2 separate regions of the Homo sapiens genome follow, and region 1 is linked to region 2. A link is an interaction called in ENCODE POLR2A ChIA-PET data of the cell type or tissue named here. Cell type or tissue: MCF 10A. All regions are shown on one strand. Each heading gives the region's core, and the rest is flanking DNA. Links, peaks and the distances in the headings are about the cores only. Region 1 has its middle 22 kb from the start of LINC01354. Region 2 overlaps LOC107985465 (a long non-coding RNA gene).

Region 1 (4,396 bases), core at 177-4,176, 55 kb before region 2:
CTAACGACAGCTGATGAGCTAAAAAAAAATTGCAAAAAAATCTCATCGTGTTTTAAGAAAGTTTCTGAATTTGTGTTGGGCCGCGGGTTGAACAAACTTGATTTAGACCGTGTTACTGCTACTCAAGGTCTGCAGGGCTGTTTCCCTCACATTGCGCATGATGTAACCAGTTCACCTAATTGCAACCGATTTCAACTTCATGCTATTGGATTTGTTTCCCTAAGGTATCAGATTCCAGAAAGGTCCTACTCTTCCCCAAATCAGCTGGGGAGGTGCGCGCAGCCTATTTTCTACCTGCTTTCTGGTTTAGTCTTGCTCAGAAGCCTGGGCAGGCCAAGTGGGTGCTCCCCTGGGCTGATCCTGACATTGGGCCACAATGGGAGATGTGGTGGAGGAGCGTTATTACTAGGAAGCAAATTAGAACCTTTATCATAAGGAGGCAAAGTCTTGCCTGGGAAGAAAAGAGCACATGCTAAGTTAAGGTAAAGAGACCAGGACAAAGAAAAAAAAAAAAAGCTAAACATAAATTGCAAGATGTTCAGGCATGGTGAAACTAAAATAGCTCTTTCTAGATTGTTCCATCAAAAAAATTCAAAATACGATACGTTCATTGAAGCTGAACTTTTGTTCTCTCCCTCCCACCCTTCTTCATTCCTTTCCTTCTTCCTTCCCTCTCTTCCTCTTTCTTTCTGCCCTTGTTTGCCACTTGACTAAGCAAGAACACAGCCACATATTCCAGCTTTCGGCTTATGGAGAGTGCTGGAAAACTGAATCACTCATTATTTAGAAGATTCACCTCAATGACCTCCCAATCCCTCCCAACTCGGAGGTTCTGTGGGTCTATAGAATGCCCTGGTGAAAGAGAAAGAACACAGGCTTTGAAGTCAGACCAGGTATGTCCCATTTCAGACCAGGTATGTCTGACTTCAAAGCTTGTGTTCTTTCCTTTCACCAAGGCATTCCATAGACACACAGAACCTCCGAGTTGGGAGGGATTGGGAAGTCATTGAGATGAAGCTTTTTGTTTGTTTGTTTTTGAGATGGAGTCTTGCTCTGTCACCAGGCTGGAGTGCAGTGGCGTAATCTCGGCTCACTGCAACCTCCGCCTCCCGGGTTCAAGCAATTCTCCTGCCTCAGCCTCCCGAGTACTGGGACTACAGGCATGCGCCACCACGCCCACCCAATTTTTGTATTTTTAGTAGACACGGGGTTTCACCATATTGGCCAGGATGGTCTCGATCTCTTGACCTTGTGATCCGCCTGTCTCAGCCTCCCAAAGTGCTGGGATTACAGGCATGTGCCACCGCGCCTGGCCGAAATGAAGCGTCTTAATAATGAGTGAATCCTAGTTCTCATATTTACTAGCCGTGTGACTTTGGGCAAAGTACTTAACCTCTCTGAGCCTAGATTCCTCATCTGAAAGCCTGGCCAGTGCCAACTACCAAGTTGTTGACATGAAGATTAAATGAGAAACTACTTATAACACATGGAGCTAGAATGGAGATGGAAGACTAGGTCCCAAAATCTGCTGCTGGGAAAGCAGAGGAGAGAAGATCAGGCTGCAGAGTGGGAGGTTTATGGGACTGGGTGGGTGAACAGAGGATTTGGCATTGTTGCTTAGAAAAGCTACTTGGGGCCGGGCGCGGTGGCTCACGCCTGTAATCCCAGCACTTTGGGAGGCTGAGGCAGGCAGATCACCTGAGGTGGGGAGTTCGAGACCAGCCTGACCAACATGATGAAACCCCGTCTCTACTAAAAATACAAAATTAGCCGGGCATGGAGGCACATGCCTGGAATCCCAGCTACTTGGGAGGCTGAGGCAGGAGAATTGCTTGAACCCGGGAGGCGGAGGTTGCGGTGAGCCGAGATTGTGCCATTGCACCCCAGCCTGGGCAACAAGAGCGAAACTTTGTCTCAAAAAAACAAAAACAAACAAACAAAAAAAGCTACTTGGGCCAGCTTATTTCCCAGAGCCTGGCCTTGCCCTGTTCTCCCTGCCTTCTTGTGTAGCTGGATTCTTGTGAATAACCCGGGTCTGCCCCCGGGGACTTCCACCACGTGTGCTATACCTCTGAGGCTGCACACTCTCCCACCCAGTGATTTCCCATGGGTTTTCTGCCCCTAACTATCCTGGATCTACCCCAGCCCTATTTAGACCATCTACCTGCTGGCCTTTTTTATTCACTTATTCATTCATTTCACAAAATACTTTTCGGTCCATCTGCCCCACAAGACTTTCAGCTTCTTGCCAGCTCCCCAACAGCCCCACCCTCAGGCTTATCCCTCCCTCCCTGGAGGCTGGCTGCATCAGAGGTTACCTTCACCCGCTGCCAGGAGCAAATGCTGACACTCAGTCGATATTTGTTGACTAAATAAACACATAGAAAAAGACTTTTTAAAAAATTACCACCCCTTCTAGATCCCCAGCCCCCGTTCAGGCTGATGCAATCCAAATTTCTCTGCACCATGATGAGTTCAGTGCTGGCAGCTTGGTGATGGCGCATAAGTAACTAGGTTTCCCAGCTCTCAGGCAGCCATTCCCAGCACCTCTGTGAGTTTCTGATTTTCAACTATCCCTGGGGCTTACAAATGCTAATAGTGGCTCTCTTCACATTACTGTAATAATACTTAGCACTCATGTCCTGACATAAAATCAGTTCAAGTGCTCCCACACCCCCTGGTGAGGTAGGACCCTTATAGCATGCTGCTGTAAAATGAGCAGCTGAAGGTGCTGGGGTGCAGCTAGGGCCACACTTGGCTTTGATCTGAAATACCAATTTCTTTTTTTAATTGCTTTTCTTCCTTGATACATGCATACAAAGTGTAATGATGAAATCTGGGTAATTGGAATATCCGTCACCTCAAACATTTATCATTTCTTTGTGTTGAGAACGTTCCAAATCTTCTCCCTTCTAGCTATTTCGAAATATACAATAAATAATTGTTTAGTCACTCTATGGTGGTATTTTTATTTTATTTATCTATTTTTAATTTTATTTATTTATTTATTTATTTATTTATTTTGAGACAGAGTCTCACTCTGTCACCCAGGCTGGAGTGCAGTGGCGCGATCTCAGCTCACTGCAACCTCCGCCCCCTGGGTTCAAGTGATTCTCCTACCTCAGCCTCCCGAGTAGCAGGGAGTACAGGCACGCACCACTGTGCCCGGCTAATTTTTGTATTTTTAGCACAGACGGGGTTCCTGCATCTTGGCCAGGCTGGTCTTGAACTCCTGACCTCATGATCCACCCACCTCAGCCTCCCAAAGTGCTGGGATTACAGGCGTGAGCCACCGCGCCTGGCCTCTCTCTACGGTGCTATTGAACACTAGATCTTATTCCTTCTATCTAACAGAATGTTTGTACCAATTAACCAACTCTTCTTTTTACATTTTATTGAATTAATTAATTAATTTATTTATTTATTTATTTTGAGATGGAGCCTCACTGTGTCACCCAGGCTGGAGTGCAGCGGTGCGATCTCTGCTCACTGCAACTTCCACCTCCCAGGTTCAAGCAATTCTCCTGCCTCAGCCTCCCAAGTAGCTGGGACTACAAGTGCACACCACCATGCCTGTCTAATTTTTGTATTTTTGGTAGAGACGGGGTTTCACCATGTTGGTCAGGCTGGTCTCGAACTCCTGACCTCAAGTGATCCACATGCCTTGGCCTCCCAAAGTGCTGGGATTACAGATGCGAGCCACCACGCCCAGCCTTTTTTCATTTTAAAATATACAATTGGCTGGACATGGTGGCGCATGCTTGTAATCCCAGCACTTTGGGAGGCCGAGGTGGGTGGATCACCTGAGATCAGGAGTTCAAGACCAGCCTGGCCAACATGATGAAACTCCATCTCTACTAAAAATACAAAAAATTAGCCGGGAGTGGTGGCAGACACCTGTAATCCCAGCTACTCAAGAGGCTGAGGCAGGAGAATTGCTTGAATCCGGGAAGCGGAGGTTTCAGTGTGCTGAGATCACACCAGTGCACTCTAGCCTGGGCAACAAGAATGAAACTCCTGTCTTGGGGGAAAAATGTACAATTAAATTATTATTGACTATAGTCACTCTGTTCATGCTATCAAATAGTAGGTTGTAGGTATTATTCTTTCTTTTTGTACCCATTAACCCTCCTCACCTCCCTCCAGTCCCCAACCAACCCTTCTTGTTTTTTGTTTGTTTGTTTGTTTGAGACTGAATCTCGCTCTATCGCCCAAGCTGGAGTGCAGTGGTGCTATCTCAGCTCACTGCGACCTCCGCCTCCTGGGTTAAAGTGATTCTCTTGCCTCAGCCTCCTGAGAAGCTGCGATTACAGGTGCCCACCACCATGCCTGGTTAATTTTTGTATTTTTAGTAGAGACAGTGTTTCACCACATTGGCCAGGCTGGTCTTGAACTC
Region 2 (4,396 bases), core at 140-4,139:
AAGATAAACTAAATTCAGCTAAGATAAAAGCCCGAATAAAGTGGCTTTCACAGAAGACATTCAGAAAATATTGCTCTTTATAAATAATAATTATTCAACAGACATTTTACTAGCACTTTTCTGTTGTATAAAAGTTATACATGCAGAGTGTAGACACTTTGAAAACACAAAGTATAAGATGCAAACATGAAATCACCTATGAACCATGACATGCAGGTAGCATTGTCAACATTTTGAGCTGTTTCCTCTCAGCTTTGTTTCAATGCCTACATTTACAAAGTTGTTTTTTTTTTTTTTGAGATGGAGTTTCGCTCTTGTTGCCCAGGCTGGAGTGCAATGACACAATCTTGGCTCACTGCAACCTCCGCCTCTGGGGTTCAAGCAATTCTCCTGCCTCAGCTTCCCAAGCAGCTGGGATTACAGGTGCACGCCACCACACTCAGCTAATTTTTGTGATTTTAGTAGAGACGGTGTTTCACCATGTTAGCCAGGCTGGTCTTGAACTCCTGACCTTGTGATCTGCCCGCCCCGGCCTCCCAAAGTGCTGGGATTACAGGCATGAGCCACCACGCCCAGCCTACAAAGTTTTGTCTAAGTAGTTCCAAAGCATTTTAAAGGTAGAGATAATGGATTAAACTATAATGCTCATTTGAAAAGGAGATTTGCCTAACAGCATATTTTAAGATCTTTTTTTCTAATTAGAGAAATAAAGAAAACTTGTAAAACACAGAAAAGCATAAAAGAAGACAGCAAAAGTCACTTGGATTTCAACCAAAGAGCATTATGATGAATGTTTCAGTGTGTGCCTTCCAGTGTTTTTTTTCTATGTATGTATGTACATTTCTTATTTATTAAAAATACCAGTGTATCCTTTTGGCTGTTTGCTGTTTACAAAACACACATTTGCCCTAAAAATAAATATTCTTCTACAACATGATTTTTACTGACTACATAAATGATATTCCTTTATATAATGATGTATAATAATTTACCTAACCAATCTTCTATTGTAGGATTTGTAGGTTGTTGTAATTGTTCATATTATAAACAATGTCATGATTAACATACTTATGAATAATACCTGATTAGTTTCTTATAACAAATTTCTAAAGTAAAATTGTATTAAAGGAGATATATACACATACATGCATATATAATTTTTTGATAGATAAAACTAAATTGCCTCCAGAAAATTTATACTAATTTATACTTTCATTAGTTCAAGTTTTTGAAAACATGATTTAGAGGCAAATACAATTATCTCTGTTTTATCATTTGGGACAATTAAGGCAGAAACCAGTATCGTGGTGAGGGTTACACAGCAAGTCAATAGGAAAGATTACTTTGATAGAGATAAGAGATATCTTCTTACATGTACTTTACATATATTCTCATTTACAACAAACCTAAAAAGGAGTTATTTTTTAATCCCCATTTCCAGATAAGGAAAGGGGGCTCGAAAATCTCGAAGCCCTGACATTTCTATTCATTCATTATCCAGGCTGTCTCTATGACCACAGACAGCCTGACAATCCAGCTGCAATGTAGTCATAGAATCCTAGTGTGTAACTCATAGAATCCTAGTGTGTAACCCAGTACTACCAACACCAGATAAATCAATCCTTGCAGAAACAAATATTTAATTTTTAAATAAGCCAACAATCTGAACATTCACTGTTTTGATAAATGCAACCTAAAAGATCTCGTCCCCTGGATTTATTTTTCAGGTAAAAATAGCTCCATGGTTATGCCTTCTTAGGGGCTTGGTGGGAGGGAAGGGATGGGGTTGAAGAAGAGAAAAACAACTTCCTTGGAGGATTAGGCAAGGTGTAAGAGCATGTCTTCCAGGTCTAGATTGGCAGACCTCACGCTTTGACTCAGAAGTAGAGAATCTGCTTTGGTTTCCTGACTGGGTTGCCTTGTTTTTCAGCCACAGGGCAAGAAACATGCCACAGCAATGAAATAAAGGTGACATGTCATAATGAGGGAAAGGGAGTTATTCCACAGGCTGAGTCACCGCTCTCCTGCAGGTACAGAATGATACAGCCTACAGAAATTCAGAGCAGACTGTCAGACTGTGGGATTGAGTAACAAAGAGAAACAGGTCTACAGATGACCTAGCATACGCTTATTATTTTGAAATTTCTGAATTGTAAAAAATGAGAATGGTGAAGTCTTAGGTAGATCTAAGTTCATTCTTGCAACAAAAATCAGTTCCAAGTTTGCCTGGAAGTGAGGCATCTAATTCATAAAATAGTGGCTATAGTGACAGTTATATATTTGAGGGAAACTTATCTATAACTTCCAACTAACATACATCTTGGTGGAGTCTGAGTTCTACATTTTTCTGCTTTCTTCCTCATCAATTGTCATGGTTGACATTTGTTCTTTGAAAAGACTGAGTGCCAACCATGAGCTGGACAGCCCACTAGGCAAGTGCAATGACAAAAGAAACAAGCGTTAATCCTGTCTAGCCAGAGCACTAAGGAACCTGCTTATTCTGCGAATGCCTCAGCAAGGTCCTAAAGGAGAGCTTCCACTGCCTCCTAGGTGGGTGCCCCTGCTGGCAAGTTAATCATTCTAGGCCTCAGTTTCCTATTCTATAAAATGGGTGATAATAGTAACTATAAAGTAAGAAATAAAGAAGAGGTCACTGGACACTTGGCCTCTGGCAAGGATCTAGAAATGTCAGCAGCATAATCCTGCTTAACTCACCTCCACTACTGTTTTACCTGCTGCTCTCCAATGCTCACCTGCTCTAATTCACACTGTAGTAGGAAGTACTTTAGGTCAGGCATCAGGGGGCATTGCTTTAGTTCAGACTCCAGCATTTACTATGTACCTGTTGTATGATCTTAATACTAACAGCAATATAGTGATAGAAGCAGCTAATAGCCAACCGTTATAATCATTACTTTGTGCTTGGCATTTTATATAAATTTAATCCTCATGGTAATTTACTGACATAGGGAACATTGGTCTCTCTTTTTATAGGTGAAATAAGTGAGGCTTAAAGAGATCTTGTAATTTGGTCCCACAGCTTAAGTGTGAGGCTGGAATTCACCCAGGAAAGCTGTTTCCAGGTTCTGTGGTCCTAACAATTACTCTGCCTTAATTTTCCCCTGCTGATATTTCTGCCCATAAGCCTCTTATTATTTGATTAATGGTAGTAAAGAATATTTTTAAAAACTATTGCTCTTCAGCATCCTTTTTGAGGGAGAACTTTCCTTCCCCTATTCCATGGGTTTGTTTTGGGGCTGTGGCTTACAGGAACCCTCTCCAGAATCATCCGATGTCCCAATCATACGTGGAGAATGGCCAGAATCCTTCCCTTTGTACTGATGTACACACAACACGAGAAGGAATTTTTCTACTGGAGTTGCTTAGCTGGAGAGGCCAGGAGCCATATTTCTGTTGTGTGGGCAAAGCCTTTCTGCAGTAGAGGAGAATGAGCTCTATAAATAAAGAGAAACATAAAATCATAAAATACAGATAGAGATGAGATATGGTCACTTAGAATTCCTAGTTCTAGTCCAGAGGCCCTGGTTCTATTAGTTACTGCTTCAATTCTGACCAACCCAGTATTTCCAACTATATAAGCCATTAGAGTCTTGTGCTTGCATAAGTGAGTTTATTTTATTTTATTTTATTTTATTTTATTTTATTTTATTTTATTTTATTTTATTTTATTTATCTTGATGGAGTCTCGCTCTGCTGCCCAGGCTGGAGTGCAGTGGTACGAGCTTGGCTCACTGCAAACTCCGCCCCAGGGTTCAAGCAATTCTTGTCCCTCAGCCCCCTGAATAGTTGAGACTACAGGTGTGCACCACCACATCCAGCTAATTTTTGTATTTTTAGTAGAGATGGGGTTTTGCCATGTTAGCCAGGCTGGTCTCGAACTCCTGACCTCAAGTGATCTACCCACCTCTGCCTCCCAAAGTGCTGGGAATACAGGCGTGAGCCACCACGCCAAGCCTAAATTGTGTTTTTCTTAATTGCAATCAAAGAAGCCTAATCAATAGAACAGAGAAGGGGCCTGGGAGTTAGCTATAGACAACAGGTGTACAAATGTGAAGTTACCTATTAGTGAATTAAAGGAGTATTAACGGAGACAATACTTTGAAAAATCAAGTTAATAAGAAATCATGTACCATGGTTTGAATATGTCCCCCAAAGTTTATGTGTTGGAAACTGAGTCCCCAGAGCAATAGTGTTGAGAGATTAGACCTTAAGGAGGTGATCAGGTTGTGAGGGCTTTGCCTTCATGAATGAATTAATGCTGTTATTGCTGGAGTGGGTTCACTTTGGAGGGACCGGGTTCCTGATAAAAGGATGAGTTCAGATTCCTTTCCTTCTTTCTCTCTCTCTCATGCACACGCTCTGCCTTTTTGCCTTC

Evidence for each region. Peaks named below come from ENCODE experiments on the same cell type or tissue, not always from the same donor. Only the 100,000 strongest peaks of a DNase experiment are listed, where the experiment ranks them.
Region 1: POLR2A ChIA-PET joins it to region 2 with 12 read pairs; 9 of 35 experiments call an interaction of 5 or more read pairs at or near these places.

The regions. Positions count from the first base shown.
Region 1 is chr1:234,507,567-234,511,962 of GRCh38, forward strand. No RefSeq gene overlaps it. Among named protein-coding and RNA genes, the nearest start is that of LINC01354, 22 kb to the right of the region's middle. In MCF 10A, for the core only: no CTCF peak of the experiment used is centred there; a DNase peak (open chromatin) is centred at 2,375.
Region 2 is chr1:234,562,873-234,567,268 of GRCh38, forward strand. LOC107985465 (a long non-coding RNA gene) reads right to left here. Exons shown (of 3, transcript XR_001737831.2): 3 at 1,721-3,455. Among named protein-coding and RNA genes, the nearest start is that of LINC01354, 33 kb to the left of the region's middle. In MCF 10A, for the core only: no CTCF peak of the experiment used is centred there; DNase peaks (open chromatin) are centred at 1,959 and 3,319.